2 separate regions of the Homo sapiens genome follow, and region 1 is linked to region 2. Evidence: read pairs that join two places in POLR2A ChIA-PET (ENCODE). Cell type or tissue: CD4-positive, alpha-beta T cell. All regions are shown on one strand. Links, peaks and the distances in the headings refer to the core of each region. The heading gives the core; the rest is flanking DNA.

What was found. ChIA-PET counts read pairs that join two places held together with the same protein. Peaks named below come from ENCODE experiments on the same cell type or tissue, not always from the same donor. Only the 100,000 strongest peaks of a DNase experiment are listed, where the experiment ranks them.
Region 1: POLR2A ChIA-PET joins it to region 2 with 12 read pairs; 7 of 35 experiments call an interaction of 5 or more read pairs at or near these places.

What each region holds. Positions count from the first base shown.
Region 1 is chr2:197,526,504-197,534,838 of GRCh38, reverse strand. All of the region lies in intron 3 of HSPE1-MOB4 (HSPE1-MOB4 readthrough), which reads right to left. All of the region lies in intron 2 of MOB4 (MOB family member 4, phocein), which reads right to left. Among named protein-coding and RNA genes, the nearest start is that of MOB4, 15 kb to the right of the region's middle. In CD4-positive, alpha-beta T cell, for the core only: no CTCF peak of the experiment used is centred there; no DNase peak of the experiment used is centred there.
Region 2 is chr2:197,468,249-197,476,583 of GRCh38, reverse strand. COQ10B (coenzyme Q10B) reads right to left here. Exons shown (of 5, transcript NM_025147.5): 4 at 6,413-6,514; 5 at 1,274-2,827. The coding sequence ends at 2,660. It overlaps LOC124907951 (a long non-coding RNA gene), which reads left to right and starts at 3,543. Exons shown (of 2, transcript XR_007087903.1): 1 at 3,543-3,743. In CD4-positive, alpha-beta T cell, for the core only: no CTCF peak of the experiment used is centred there; no DNase peak of the experiment used is centred there.

The DNA.
Region 1 (8,335 bases), core at 12-8,011, 58 kb before region 2:
GGGCGTCGGGGCTCATGCCTGTAATCCCAGCACTTTGGGAGGCCGAGGTGGGCAGATCACAAGGTCAGAAAATCGAGACCATCCTGGCTAATATAGTGAAACCCAATCTCTACTAAAAATACAAAAAAATTAGCCAGGCGTGGTGGCACACACCTGTAGTCCCAGCTACTCTGGAGGCTGAGGCAAGAGAATCGCTTGGACCCGGGAGGCGGAGGTTGCAGTGAACCAAGATCGTGCCACTGCACTCCAGCCTGGGCAACACAGTGAGACTCCATCTCAAAAACAAAACAACAACAAAAAAGCTTTAAAATTAGACTGTAGTGATGGCTGTGCAACCCTGTGAATATAATCACTCTAACTGTATAGGGATTTGTATGGTATGTTCATTAGATCCAATAAAAGTTGTTTTAAATGACTAACAGAAAAAACTAAGTTTAAAAAAAAAGGCAAGGGAGGGTCACTTTCAATTTTTAAAATGTAATAACATAAAAATTTAAATTTCAGATCTCTGTAATGCTTTATGCAATCTTTTTGATATTCTGAAGTCTAAATACGTTAGAACAGATTAAAAGGGTGGTTACAAAAACTTACTAACTATAAGGCCTTCTTGAGCCAATCAATTTTGCCTACTTCAGACAATCTTTCTTGAATATCACTTGCTTACTCAAAAACTTTTTTTTCCAAACAAAAGGTCTCACATATTTAGTACTGAACCAGCCTACTGCAGAGCATAGAAACCAAAAGAAAAACCATTGTTCCAATACAGCATGTACAACTGTCCAGATGATGGTGACATTTTCAGCTTGATATGGTGACATGATAGTGACCTTGATGCAATATTAAGTATGTGTGCCATCTCATGTAAAATTCCTTCTAGACCCAGCTTGGTTCTTTTCCAATGTCTCCTCTTAGAGTTGTACCTGATTTTATTACTCAGTTTTCATCTGAATCCACTGGGGAATGGGACGATTTTGCTTTTGTTTCTTGGCCAGGAATCACTTGATTCTAAAAGTCTTAAAGTCTTGTGGGAAGGCATGGCAAAGAACTGAGTCACACGCACACACCATGATGACAGGGAAAGGGATCAAATACTTTTTTTTTTTTTTTTTTTTTTTTGAGGAGTTTTGCTCCTGTCGCCCAGGCTGGAGTGCAATGGCTCAGTCTTGGCTCACTGCAACCTCCGCCTGCCGGGTTCAAGCGATTCTCCTGCCTCAGCCTCCCGAGTAGCTGGGAATACAAGCACCTGCCATCACGCCCGGCTAATTTTTGTATTTTTTGTAGAGACAGGGTTTCGCCATGTTAGTAAGGCTGGTCTCAAACTCCTGACCTCAGCTGATCCACCCGCCTCGGCCTCCCGAAGTGCTGGGATTACAGGCATGAGCCACCGTACCCAGCCTCAAACACTTTTTAATGACTCTTTAATTACTATTGAAACCACTCTCCCTGATTTTTTTTATCTCATCCTAATGTTTCAAAGTTTTGATTCTCTCTCTCCTTGAGGAGATACAGCTAAATTGTATACCTTCTCCAAAGGCCACCTCAAATTCCACATCACAATTCTGTCCAAATCTCTCGTTCCCCCAACACACTCAAGCACTCCCTGATTATTCGAATCCTCACAGAACTCCATCCAATTTCCTGCCACATTTGTAATTTGTATATATTAGCAATCTGTCTATTCATTTTTGTCTTTCCTGTTCCCACTACACCTTCTATGGATAGAAATTTTTTTTTGTTTTTGAGATAGAGTCTCACTCTGTCGCCCAGGCTGGAGTGTAGTGGCGCAATCTCAGCTCACTACAACCTCTGCCTTCCGGGTTCAAGTGATCCTGTTGTCTCAGCCTTCCAAGTAGCCGGGATTATAGACATGCGCCACCATGCCCAGCTAATTTCTGTATTTTTAGTAGAGATGGTGTTTCACCATGTTGGTCAGGCTGGTCTTGAAGTCCTGACCTCAAGTGATCCACCTGCCTCAGCTTCCCAAAGTGCTGGGATTACAGCGTGAGCCACCGCACCCAGTCTTCTATGGCTAGAACTCTTAGTAGCATTTATTTCACACTTAATAGCACAACTTACTAACACTTACTTTCATGTGTCTCCTTCATATAGTGAGTCCCTGAACACAGAGACTTTTATTTACTTATTTTTTTTTTGAGATAGAGTTTCGTTCTGTCGCCCAGGCTAGAGTGCAGTGGCGCTATCTCGGCTCACTGCAACCTCTGCTTCCTGGGTTCAAGCAATTCTCCTGCTTCAGCCTCCCAAGTAGCTGGGATTACAGGCGTGCGCCCACAACACCTGGCTAATTCAAGACTGCCTAGGCTAATTCAAGACCGCCTAGGCTAATTCAAGACCCCTTAAGCTAGTTTTGAACTCCTGGGCTCAAGCAATTCTCCCACCTCAGCCTCCCAAAGTACTGGAATTACAGGCATGAACCACTGGGCCCACCCCAATTTTAATTATTTAACCATATATTTAGAAACTGACTTTACTTATATAATTACTAAATTTTGTTATTAAGTGGAGTTACAAGCTGTCAATCTTGAAGAAATCTAGAATCCTTTTATTGATACCAATTTATATAAAGCAAAAAAGAAATCCTTAACTTAGAAATAAAACAAAAATGCCATTTTGGCCAGTCACAATGGCTCACTCCTGTAATCCCAGCACTTTGGGAGGCAGAGGCGGGCAGATCACCTGAGGTCAAGAGTTCAAGACCAGCCTGGCCAACATGGTGACACACCATCTCTACTAAAAATACAAAAACTGGCCAGGCATGGTAGCACACGCCTGTAATCTCAGCTACTGGGAGACTGAGGCGGGAGAATCACTTGAACCTGGGAGGTGGAGGTTGCTCTGAGCAGCAATCACACGCTACTGCACTCCAACCTGGGAGTGAGACTCTATCTCAAAAAAAAAGTCATTTTGTTTTCTATAATGAGTCCTCCACACTTTTATGCAATAAAAGCAACTATCATTTTTAAAAAATCAGCTAAGAAGGCTGGACGAGGTGGCTCCTGCCTATAATCCTAGCACTTTGGGAGGCCGAGGCAGGTGGATCACGAGGTCAGGAGTTCGAGACCAGCCTGGCCAATAGGGTAAAACCCCATCTCTAATAAAAACACAAAAATTAGCCGGGCATGGTGGCACATGGAGGCTGAGGCAGTAGAATCACTTGAACCCGGGAAGCAGAGGTTGCAGTGAGCCAAGATCATGCCACTGCACTCCAGCCTGGGCGACAGAGCAAGACTCCGTCTCAAAAAAAAGGTACTTGAAGAAATAATGCTGAAAAGTTTCCAAGTTTGTAAAAAGATATAAGCTTGCAAATTCAAGAAGCTGAGTAGGCTGAGAAAAAAAAGAGGAATAGGGAGTTATTATTTAATATGTATAGAATTTCAGTTGGGGAAGATGAAAAAGTTCTGGACACGGTGGTGATGGTTGCACAATGGGAATGTACTTCATGCCACAGAACTGTACACTTTAAAATAGCAAAAATGAGGCCGGGCGCAGTGGCTCACGCCTGTAATCCCAGCACTTTGGGAGGCCGAGGTGGGTGGATCACGAGGTCAGGAGATCGAAACCATCCTGGCTAACACGGTGAAACCCCGTCTCTACTAAAAATACAAAATAGCCGGGCATAGTGGCGGGCGCTTGTAGTCCCAGCTACTCGGCAGGCTGAGGCAGGAGAGTAGCGTGAACCTGGGAGGCGGAGCTTGCAGTGAGCCGAGATCGCGCCACTGCACTCCAGCCTGGGAGAAAGAGCGAGACTCTGCCTCAAAAAAAAAAAATAAAAATAAAAATAAAAATAAAATAGCAAAAATGATAAATTTTATGTCTCATATATATTGCCACAATTTAAAAAAAGCTGAGTGAACATCAAACAAGATAAACCCAAAGAAATCTACATCCAGATACATCATAATCAAATGGCTAAAACCCAAAGATAAGTCCAGGTGTGGTAGCTCAGGTCTGTATCCCAGCACTTTGGAAGACCAAGGCAGGAGGATCACTCAAGCTCAGGAGTTAGAGACCTTGGGCAACACAATAAGAGCCCATCTCTACAAAACATAAAAATTAGTCAGGCATGGTGGTGCATGCCTGTAGTCCCAGCTACTTGAGAGGCTGAGTTGGAAGGATTGCTTGAGCCTAAGAAGTCCACTGTACACCAGCCTGGAATGACAGAGTGAGACCCTGTCTCAAAAAAAACAAAGAAAAAAACACCACTAAAGAAGCCAGGAGAATTTGAATGACAGATTCTTTCTCATCAGAAACCATGGAAGCAAAATGGCAAAACATTTTTAAAGTGCTGAAAAACTTAGCAGGCTGAGGCAGGAGGACTGCTTGAGGCCAAGAGTTCAAGACCAGCCTAGGCAACATAGCGAGACCACATTTCTACAAAAAAAAAAAAAGTCAGCCAGGGGTGGTGTGCTCCTGTAGTCATAGCTACTCAGAAAGGTGAGGTGAGAAAATCTCTTAAGTCCAGGAGTTTAAGGCTGCAGTAAGCTATGATTGTACCACTGCACTCCAGCCTGGCAACAGAGTGAGACCCTGTCTCAAAAAAAAATAAAAATAGAGTCCAGGCATGGTGGCTCACACCTGTAATCCTAGCACTTTGGGAGGCCGAGGAGGGTGGATCACAAGGTCAGGAGTTCAAGACCAGCCTGGCCAAGAAGGTGAAACCCCGTCTCTACTAAAAATACAAAAATTAGCCAGACACGGTGGCAGGCGCCTGTTATCCCAGCTACTAGGGAGGCTGACGGAGGAGAATCGCTTGAACCCAGGGGGTGGGGATTGCAGTGAGGCGAGATCGCGCCACTGCACTCCAGCCTGGGAGACAGAGTGAGACTCCATTTCAAAAATAAATGAATAAAAATGAAAATAAGGCCAGGAGGCCAGGTGGGGTGGCTCACGCCTGTAATCCCAGCAATTTGGGAGGCTGAGGCGGGCAGATCACAAGGTCAAGAGATCGAGACCATTCCGGCCAACATGGTGAAACCCCGTCTGTACTAAATATACAGAAATTAGCTGGGCACGGTGGTGTGCGCCTGTAGTCCCAGCTACTCGGGAGGCTGAGGCAGGAGAATGGCTTGAATCTGGAGGCAGAGGTTGGAGTGAGACGAGATTGCACCACTGCACTCCAGCCTGGGCGACAGAGCAAAACTCCATCTCAAAATAAATAAATAAAAATAAGGCCGGGCACAGTGGCTCACACCTATAATCCCAGAACTTTGGGAGGCTGAGGTGGATGGATCACTTGAGGTCAGGAGTTCAAGACCAGCCTGGTCAATATGGCAAAACCCAGTCTCTACTAAAAATAGAAAAATGAGGCGGCTGTGGCGGCATGCACCTGTAGTCCCAGCTACTGGGGAGGCTGAGGCAGGAGAATCGATTGAACCCAGGAGGTGGAGGTTGCAGTGAGCCAAGATCACGCCACCGTACTCCAGTCTGGGTGACAGAGCGAGACTCTATCTCAAAAAAATAAATAAATAAATAAAATAAAAATAAAAATGTGCTGAAAGAGTTGTCAAGCCAGAATTCTATATCTAACAAAAATATTATTTAGAAATGAAGATCAGCTGGCCGCGGTGGCTCATGTCTGTAATCCCAGTACTCTGTGAGGCTGAGGCAGGCAAGTCAAGAGTTCAAGACCAGCTTGACCAACATGGTGAAACCCTGTCTGTACTAAAAACACAAAAATTAGCTGGGGGTGGTGGCGCATGCCTGTAATCCCAGCTACTCGAGAGGCTGAGGCAGGAGAACTGCTTGAACTCATGAGGCTGAGGCAGGAGAATTGCTTAAACTCAGTGAGCCGAGATCGCGCCACTGCACTCCAGTCTGAGTGACAGAGCGAGACTCTGTCTAAAAAAAAAAAAAAATTACTAAAGGAAGTTCTTCAGACAGAAAATAATACAAAGAAAATTGGGAGGCCAGGCGCGGTGGCTCACGCCTGTAATCCCAGCACTTTGGGAAGCCGAGGCGGGCAGATCACGAGGTCAGGAGATTGAGACCATCCTGGCTAACACAGTGAAACCCCGTTCTCTACTAAAAATACAAAAAAATTAGCCGGGGGTGATGGCGGGCGCCTGTAGTCCCAGCTACTCGGGAGGCTGAGGCAGGAGAATGGCCTGAACCCAGGAGGTGGAGCTTGCAGTGAGCAGAGATTGTGCCACTGCACTCCAGCCTGGGAGACAGTGTGAGACTCCGTCTCAAAAAAAAAAAAAAAAAGAAAAAGAAAAAGAAAAAGAAAATTGGGAACATCAGGAGCAGGGAGCAGGAGACATTGTAAATATCTGGGTATAAATATAATAGACCATTCTTCTCATGACTTCTTTAAAATATGTTTGACAAGTGAAAGTAAAATGATTAACGATGGGGTTTTCAATGTATATTGATGTAATATACAGCAACTATAGTATAAAGGGGGAGCAAAAGGGGTGCATATGATAGTAAAGTTTCTACATTTCAAGTAAAGTGGTAGAATACTGATTTTCAGTAAACTGCGCAGGTACCCATTTAGTAATCAAGTATATAAATATGTCAAAATTAGAATTAAAACAGAATACTAAAAATGTTCAACTCACCCTTAAAAAGACAGAAAAGGGGAAACAGGAACAAATGAAAAGCCCAGAAGGAACAAATTAAAAAGTAATAAAACGGTAGGTCTAAATCTAAATAATAGTAAACATTCAGCACATCAATGTTAAATGGTCTGAACATACCAATTAAAAGAGAAAGTCTGTCAAAATGAACTAAGAAATATGACTCAACCATATGCTGTCTACAAGAAACTTATTTCAAACGTAATTATATAGGTATGTCAAATCATGAAAAAAGAAATACCATACAAATATAAATCAAAAGAAAGTTATCAGGAATGCAAAGATGGTTCAACATTTTTAAAAAAACAACAACAATGCAATATACTACATTAATATACAAACGGAAAAAAGCACACAATCATACCAATGCAGAAAAGATATCTGACAAAATCCAACATATTTTCGTGATAAAACCACTCAGAAAACTAGGTTTAAAAGGAAATTTCCCCAACATGATTAAGGGCATTCATGAAAAGCTCACAGCTAACCTCAGACTCAAGGGTGAAAAACTAAAAGCCTTTCCAACCCAAATGAGACAAGGATGCTCACTTTCACCACCGCTATTCAACACTGTACTAAAAGTTCTAGCCAGAGCAACTAGACAAGATAAAGAAATAAAACGCATCTCATTTGGAAAGGAAGTGGTAAAACTATCTCTATCCACAAATGACATGATCCTATATATAGGAAATCCCAAAGAATCCACAAGAACGTTACTCTAAGTGAAAAATGATTCAGCAAAGTTGTAGAATACAAGATGAACACATAAAAATCAGTTTTGTTTCTATATACCTGTAAGAATCTAAAAAGGAAGAAAGCAATTCCACTTACAATAGCACCTAGAAACTTTTAAATACCTAGAAATAGATTTAAATAAGGAGATAAAATTTTTTGCAGACGGAAAACTACAAAACATTGCTGCAAGTAATTAAAGAAGACCTAAATAAATGGAAAGACATCTCGTGTGCATGAGTAAGAAGGCTTAATATCGTTAAGATGTCAATGCTACCTAAAGCAATCTAGAGATACGAGGCAATCTCTATCTAAATTCCAATCGACGCCCCCCTTTTTTTTGCAGATACGGAAAAGGTGATCCTCAAATTTATATGGAATTGCAAGGGTTTCTGAATAAACAAAAAAAATCTTGAAAATAAAGAACAAATTTGGTCAGAGCATGGTGGCTCATGCCTGTAATCCCAGCCGAGGCAAGAGGATCACCTGAGCCAAGAGTTCAAAACCAACCTGGGCAACATTGCAAAATTCTGTCTCTATTAAGAAAAATAAAATAAGGAACAAAGTTGGAGGATTCACACTTCTTGAGTTCAAAACTTACTACAAAGCTACAGTCATCAAACACTGTGTGATACTGGCATAAGGATAGACATACAGACAAACAGAAATAAAGAAAGAACCCAGAAATAACGTGTCACATACATGGCCAAAAGATTTCGACAAGGCTGCTGAGACCATTCAATAAAGAAAGGAAAGGCATTTAAACCATTTTTAAGTGTACAATTCAGTGGCATTAATTATATTCCCAATGTTGAGCAACCAAAGAAAACCCTGGGCCTAACAACTTCACTAGTAAACATTTAAAGAAAATACCAAACATTTAAAGAAAAATTAATGCTGGGCGTGACGGCTCACACCTGTAATCCCAGCACTTTGGGAAGCCAAGGCAGGTAGATCACGAGGTCTGGAGTTCAAGACCGGCCTGGCCAAGATGGTGAAATCCTGTC
Region 2 (8,335 bases), core at 255-8,254:
CCAACACCCTGGGAGGCCAAGGCCGGCAGATCATTTAAGGTCAGGAGTTCAAGACCAGCCTGGGAAACATGGTGAAACCGTCTCCACTAAAAAATACAAAAATTAGCCGATGTGGTGGTGCGCGCTGATACTCTCCAGCTACTTGAGAGGCTGAAGCAGGAGAATCACTTGAACCTGGGAGGCGGAGGTTGCAGTGAGCCGAGATTGTGCCACTGCACTCCAGCCTGGACAACAGAGTTGAGACTCTGTCTCAAAAAAACAAAAAACAAAACGAAACAACAAAAAAAAGTTTTTTGTTTTTTGTTTTTTTTTTGAGGTGGAATCTTCCTCTGTCGCCAGGCTGGAATACAGTGATGTGATGTCTGCTCACTGCAACCTCCGCCTCCTGGGTTCAAGTGATTCTCCTGCCTCAGCCTCCCGAGTAGCTGGGACTACAGGCGCACGCCACCACACCCAGCTAATTTTTGTATTTTTAGTAGAGACAGGGTTTCACCATGTTGGCCAGGATGGTCTCAATCTCTTGACCCCGTGATCTGCCTGCCTCAGCCTCCCAAAGTGCTGGGATTGCAGGCATGAGCCAGCGTGCCCAGCCAAAAAAAAAAAAAAAACTTTGTTATTTAAAAAGCTACATTGGTACACTGGCCAGGGACAGTGGCTCACGCCTGTAATGCCAGCACTTAGGAAGGCTGAGGCAGGCAGATCACCTGAGGTTGGGAGTTTGAGGCCAGCCTCATCAACACGGAGAAACCCCGTTTCTACTAAAAATACAAAATTAGCCAGGTGTGGTGGTGCATGCCTGTAATCCCAGCTACTCAGGAGGCTGAGGCAGGAGAATTGCTTGAACGTGGGAGGCAGAGGATGCGGTGAGCTGAGATCGCGTCATTGCACTCCAGCCTGGGCAACAAAAGCGAAACTCCGTCTCAAGAAAAGAAAAAAAAAAAAGGTATATAACTATATACAAACTACTTATGCTCTTGGCAAATACCTCATCTGTAAGTGGAAAGATACTGCTTACCTTGTGTGAGAGCACAACCTGGCTCCTCATGAGTAGAGGCTGATATGAATCCTTCATCACTCTATACCCAGTGTCTGATTGAAAGCAGGTGCTCAAAACAGATTTATTAAACAAATTAATACCCATATATATACTTATGTAGAGAACTAATTACTGAGGTCCCTTGTTGACCTGAGGAAACAAAGTTAATAGCACTATCACTGGAAGTTTAATGCCAGAGGGTTGTTGGTATGTAGTGAAAGGAGGACAGGAGATCAATGACTGGTTAAAAGAAAACTGAATTTTGCTTATATTTGTTAAAGTCTGTTTCTTCATAGAAATAGATATTTTAGATATCTTCATAGATATTTTTAAGACATGAAATGCTGTAACACTTTACTATGTCTATGCAAATACACATTTAAACAATATAGGAAGATTTCAATAACCAAACTAACTGTACAAAAAATAAACAAATTAACTTTATTACATTGCTACTTCAACTTCAGTCCTTACATTGATTTGTTTTTTAAAAAATACCAGTTTGAAACACATTACTGAAAGTGAGTGTACACAATAAATAGAAAATAGGGATGCATAGTGCTGGAGACATTCAACCAACTTATCTTCATCTGTTGCCTACTGTTGTAGACAAAATTTGACACACAATTAGCATTACTGAAAGAGCAGCCAAACTACCTCGGAGAAAGTGGCAAACTACTGGAAAAGTAGCTTAAAGCTCTGGACCACTCACCAAAAAAAAAAAAAAAAAGAAGAAAATACACTGTTTATCTGGGAGCTAGCCTCATTATGGCAATGAATTTATCTACTAGTCATAAGAACAATTTTTAAAATATCAAAAGTCCCAGGGAACCTTCACTAACAGTTTTTGTTTTTGTTTTTGGAGACAGAGTCTCCCTCTGTTGCCCAGGCTGGAGTGCAGCAGGGCGATCTTGGCTAACTGCAACCTCCGCCTCCCGGGTTCAAGCGATTCTTGTGCCTCAGCCTCCCAAGTAACTGGGATTACAGGTGTGTGCCACCACGCCCAGCTAATTTTTGTATTTTTAGTAGAGATGGGGTTTCGCCATGTTGACCAGGCTGGTCTAGAACTCCTGACCTCAACTGATCTGCCCACCTCAGCTTCCCCAAGTGCTGGGATTACAGGTGTGAGCCACTGTGCCCAGCCCAAAGTTTTTACTTTAAATATATGATTACTCAAATATCCTAAGCCATACGGCAGGCCCTATAACAATAAGTTACAAATAGTCTGAATTTAATAACTTAAGTGTGATATGGTTAATATAATACATACTGTGTGAATATCTTAACTAACCTCTTTCAGGTAAGGTGATAATTAAAAGGTTTAAATTTACAGTTTCAACTTCTGCTCAGAAGAATCATGCCAGTATTCTAGCAATGGTGATGACATCCCATTATTGTAATGCAGAACATGATAATGTCCATATTATTTTGAATTATACTTGAAGAAATAATTCTATGTACAAGTGAGTCTATATTCTATGTGCAAATTTTCAATGGTGCAGGTTTATAACCAAAGCTGCGTTTAACAAATGCTTTCTGGCTTCTGAAAACATGTCATGAAAATACTTCCTAAAAGTGAACAAACTAAAGTCAGAAGCAGGTGGCACCAGTTCTTTTTTGCCTTTATGTGTGATGGACTTCATGAAGCATTAACTCCCGAGGTATATTTGTTTCTGGACCATACAGCTTACATGCTCTTCTTTCAAAGGCAGCTACCATCTGCTTCACAACTTCATCAAAAAAGAGTGTGGCAAGCTGGGAATGTAGAAGTGATCGAAATTCAAAAGAAATCTGTAGGAAAATATTGAAAATTATTTTAGAAAAAATTATTTTTTGCTTTTTTTTTTTTTTTGGTTTTCCTGGAGAGGGACTCTCGCTTTGTTGCCCAGGTTGGAGTGCAGTGGCACAATTGCGGCTCACTGCAGCCTCAACCTCCTGGACTCAAGCAATCCTCCCACCTCTGTCTCCCAAGTAGCTGGTACTACAGGCATATGCCACCACATGTGGCTAATTTGTGTGTGTGTGTGTGTATATATATACGTATATATATACGTATATACATATATATACGTGTATATATACATATATATATATGTATATATGTGTATATATATATATATATATATATATATTTTTTTTTTTTTTGTGGGGGGGGGCGTAGAGAAGGGGTTTTGCCATGTTGCCCAGGCTGATCTCAAACTCCTGGGCTAATGCAATTCTGCCCACTTCAGCCTCCCAAAGTGTTGGGATTATGGGCATGAGCCACTGTGCCCAGCCAGAAAGATTTTTTTTAAACTAAATCTCCACTTAGGACAGTGGTGTTCACACTATGAACTGGGTATCTAAGGTAGAATTGTGTGGATGTATGTAGGTGGGATTTTTAGCACCCCCACAAAAGAGGGAATCTTCTTTTACTGCAACAAGCACAATTGCTGGCACAATAAGCTTACATAAAGAAGGCCAATGAAATCTCATTTCAAGGGAAAAAGTCTGTTTCTTAATAAGAGAAGACTGGAAAAAACCTTTGCTGAATACATTAATCACTATGCCTTCTTATTAATGTGTCCCTTTTAGATCCATCCTATCCCACAAAAGGAAATAAGGAAGGAAAGTGATCCTTCTCATAGGTATCACTGAGAAGCACCAGCAGGAAGAGGAGGCTGGAAGTGTGCATGCACATGTGTGCCTAACCCACAGGGCAGATGGTGTAAGTGGTTTAATCTTTCTTTTTTTTTTTTTTTTTTTTTGAGATGGAGCCTTGCTCTGTCGCCCAGGCTGGAAATGGCCCAACCTCGGCTCAAATGCAACCTCTGACTTCTAGGTTCAAGCGATTCTCCTGCCTCAGCCTCCAGAGTAGCTGGGACCACAGGCACCTGCCACCACGTCCAGTTAATTTTTGTATTTTCAGTAGAGACGGGGTTTCACCATGTTGGCCAGGCTGGTCTCAAACTCCTGACCTCAGGTAATCCACCCACCTAGGCCTTGCGAAGTGTTGGGATTACAGGCATGAGCCACTGCGCCCGGCCACGTGGTTCAATCTTAAAGTAGCCAATGATGTGGACAAGCTTGTCCAATCCACCTTATTTTGTAGTTGTTGTTGTTTTGTTTTGTTTTGTTTTAGGCTTTTAACAGCCTGAAGCCATGGGTTTTAGTTTCTGTCTCTAGTGGTTAAGTGGAAAAGAGGGATGAGGAAGAGGCTTTACTGGCCCAACCAGAAACAGAAACTAAGAACCCATGACTGTATTCTCTCCCTTGGATACCCTTTCAGAACTTTATTTATACCCTCTCATTGTTCCATATAGAATTCAAGACAACTGGTTTGAGAACTGTGTTTTAAGGACCAAATATCCTCTAAATATTAAAATGTTTATCTTTCATTACGAAATAATTTCATTTTTGTAAAAAAAAAAAACTACAAAATAATACAAAGAATTCCCATGTACCCATTACCCATATTTCCCTATTTTAATGTCTTCAATAACCATACTGCAATTATCAAAATCAGGAAATTAACAGAGGGAGTTACTACTACTAGATAATAATGCTATTATCTAATTTATATAGACCTTATTCAAATTTTCCCAATTGTCCTTTTTTTTTTTTTTTGAGACAGTGTCTCACTCTGTCACCCAGGTTGGAGTGCAGTGGTACGATCTCAGATCACTGCAACGTCCACTTCCTGGGTTCAAGTGATTCTCCTGGTTCAGCCTTTCAAGTAGCTAGGACTACAGGCATGCACCACCACACCCGGCTAATTTTTGTATTTTTAGTAGAGATGGGGTTTCGCCATGTTGGCCAGGCTGGTCTCAAACTCCTGACCTCAAGTGATCTGCCCGCCTCGGCCTCCCAAATTGCTGGGATTACAGGCGTGAGCCACTGTGCTTGGCCCCAATTGTCCTATTAATGTCTATAATGCTTTAATGAAAATTACTCAAGAGCTGAGAACAGCACACGATAATTTAGTCAAAATTGCCACCATTTCTTAAAATTCAATGCCCAAGTTGCCTGTACAGAGAACAACTCCCATATTACCTGTTGGCAAAGAAAAAGCCACAAATTGCTTTAAGTTTTCTATAACTACGATTATATGAAAAAGAAAGTTACTAGGCTGGGTGCGGTGGCTCACGCCTGTAATCCCAGCACTTTGGGAGGCCAAGGTAGGCAGATCTCCTGAGCCCAGAAGTTCGAGACCAGCCTGGGAAACATGGCAAAACCCCATCCCTACATAGAATACAAAAATAAGCCTGTGTGGTGGTGCATTCCTGTAGTCCCAGCTACTCGGGAGGCTGAGGTGTGAGGATCACTTGAGCCAGGGAAGCAGAGGTTACACTGAGTCAATATCACAGCACTGCACTCCAATCTGGGTGACAAAGTAGCGCCCCATCTCAAAAAAATAAAAAAAGAAAGTTACCAGACTCTAGATGCAAAAAAATGAAAAAAATATATTACCTTATTTCTGCATGTTTTATTTTTAAATTTTTTGAGACAGGGTCTCACTCTGTTGCCCAGGATGGAGTACAGTGATGTGATCATAGTTCACTGCAAGCTCGAACCCTTGGACTCAAGTGATCTGCTCGTCAGCCTTCTCAGCAGCTAGGACTACTGGTGGGCACCACTACACAAGGATAATTTTATTTTTATTTTTATTTGTTTTGAGACAGTTTTGCTCTTGTTGCCCAGGCTGGAGTGCAATGGCACGATCTCGGCTCACTGCAACCTCCGCCTCCCGGGTTCAAGTGATTCTCCTGTCTCAGCCTCCTGAGTAGCTGGGATTACAGGCACATGCCACCACGCCCGGCTAATTTTTGTATTTTTACTAGAGACGGGGTTTCATGATATTGGTCAGGCTGGTCTCGAACTCCTGACCTCAGGTGATCTGCCCGCCTCAGCCTCCCAAAGTGCTAGGGTTATAGGTGTGAGCCACCCCATCCAGCCGATAATTTTATTTTCACTAGAGACAAAGTCTTGCTATGTTCCCCAGGCTGGTCTCAAACTCCTGGCCTCAAGTGATCCACCTGACTCAGCCTCCCAAAGTGCTGGGATTCCAGGCATGGGCTACTGCACCTAGCCTGTTTCTGCATCTTATATGCAATGTGTTCTTTCATTTGGTGTTAATTTAAAACTATTATTAAGTTTAAAACTGTTATTAAGCTGGTTGTAAAGTCATGGCATGTATCTTACAATCTACAGATTTGTAAAAAACAGAATGAAGGAATATTCAAGGTTGCAAGAAATAGAATAAAAAAGAAATGTTCATTAGCATTTATGCAGAAAAAGGTATTCAATATAATTATGGCCTCTGTGTTCTAAAAAATGATTACTTTTTACCAATTTTACCTCATAAGTGGAACAAATCAAGGGCTTTATGAGACTTACTGAAAAATCCAAGGTACAAGTTCTTGGGTAGCCAGGAAGACCTGGGCTAAAACGCCAAATAGTCTCCAAATGATTGAAAAGTCTCCCATCAGTACAAGATGCCTACAACAAAATGAAAAAATAAAACCACAGTTAAATACCTTTGCTACTGGACATAATCTAAGAATCTACTATGACTGAGGCTGATTTCTTTCATAAGTAATAATTTTTATAGGTCAGACCATAGGAGATAAAGATATCTAATTTTTAGCTTGGTACTAGGAAGTAATGTCTTGCCAATATTAGCCTTTTTTTTTTTTCCTGCAGGGATCCCTAAGATTGCCAGGTGTTTTCTCTTCCATTGCTAACACCTGCTTTGCTACTTAGCTTTCCTTCCTCTAGAAGCAAAAGAGGGAGCTTCTTGGAAGCTTATTTCTAGCTCTGCCACATATAAGTGATCGTGAACAAGTTAAATCCCCATACCCTATTTCCTTAATCTGTAAAATAATACCTACTTTATATCATGAGATCACTGAAATGTTAATAAGGTACCTGGTACACATTTATCTCCTACTCAAAGACTGTTCTCTTATTAATCACGTATAGTCTTTCCTTCACTCTTTGCTCCTTATTCCTAGAGGCCTCTATCTAGTTTTCCTAACTGTGTAGTCCTGGCCCTTAGCCCTGATCCATTTCTTTCTGATTTTTTCAATGCACATGTATACTTTATATTCAGTATGCACACAATCACAATACTTAACCATACTATGTGCAGGGCATCTTGGTAGTTCCTATTTTGTATCATAAAAAAAATACTTATTGTGGCTGGATGTGGTGGCTCACACTTGTAATCCCATCACTTTGGGAGGCCAAGGTTGGGGGATCACTTGAGCCCAGGAGTTCGAGGCTGCAGTAAGCTATGATTATGCCACTGCACTCCAGCCTGGGCAACAGAACGAGATTCCCTGTCTCTTCGAAAAAAATTTAAAAATTAGCCAGGTTTAGTGATGCATGCCAGTAGTCCCAAGTACCCAGGAGGCTGAGGTGAGGGGACTGCTTGAGCCCAGGAGACTGAGGCAGCAGTGAGCTATAATTACGCCACTGAACTCCAGCCTGGGTGACAGAGCCAGACACTGTCTGAAAAAATAAAATAAAAATAAAAATAAAAAATAAAAAAATTTATTGAGATCCATGAAAGAGATGCCATCTGCAATCTGAAAATGGTAACCAGAACCATAGTTACTAGTTCATTGTTAGGACTGATTATGCTCGTTATGACCCTGAGAGATGCTCAGCATTTTATTTTTATTTTTATTTTTATTTTTTCCCACCTCAGCCTCCCAAGTAGCTGGGACCACAGGTGTGTGACACTATGCCCAGCTAATTATTTCATTTTTTGTAGAGTTGTGTTCTCCCTAAGTTGCCCAGGCTGGTAATGAACTCCTGGGCTCAAGTGAACCTCCTGCCTTGGCCTCCCAAAGTGCTGGGATTACAGCAGGCGTGAACCACCTCATCCACACAAATAATCTAGAGCATTCCTAAAGTGCACAGGTAATTTCTAAGAGCATCAAGAGTCTATAATAAAATCTTGTTATTTCAGTTGCCCAACTTTAGGATAATACATTCTGCCCTTCTTTACAATCATTTAAGAAGCTTATAGGAAATTTAACATTAAAGGATAAACAGGTTTTGGGAGTATTCACTGTAACATAGCACCTTCCTCTGACTACTTTTTTTTTTTTTTTTTTTTGAGACGGAGTCTCACTCTGTCACCCAGGCTGGAGTGCAGTGGCGCGATCTCGACTCACTGCAAGCTCCGCCTCCTGGATCCACACCATTCTCCTGCCTCAGCCTCTCAAATAGCTGGGACTACAGATGCCCGCCACCATGCTCGGCTAATTTTTTTTCGTATTTTTACTAGATATGGGGTTTCACCATGTTAGC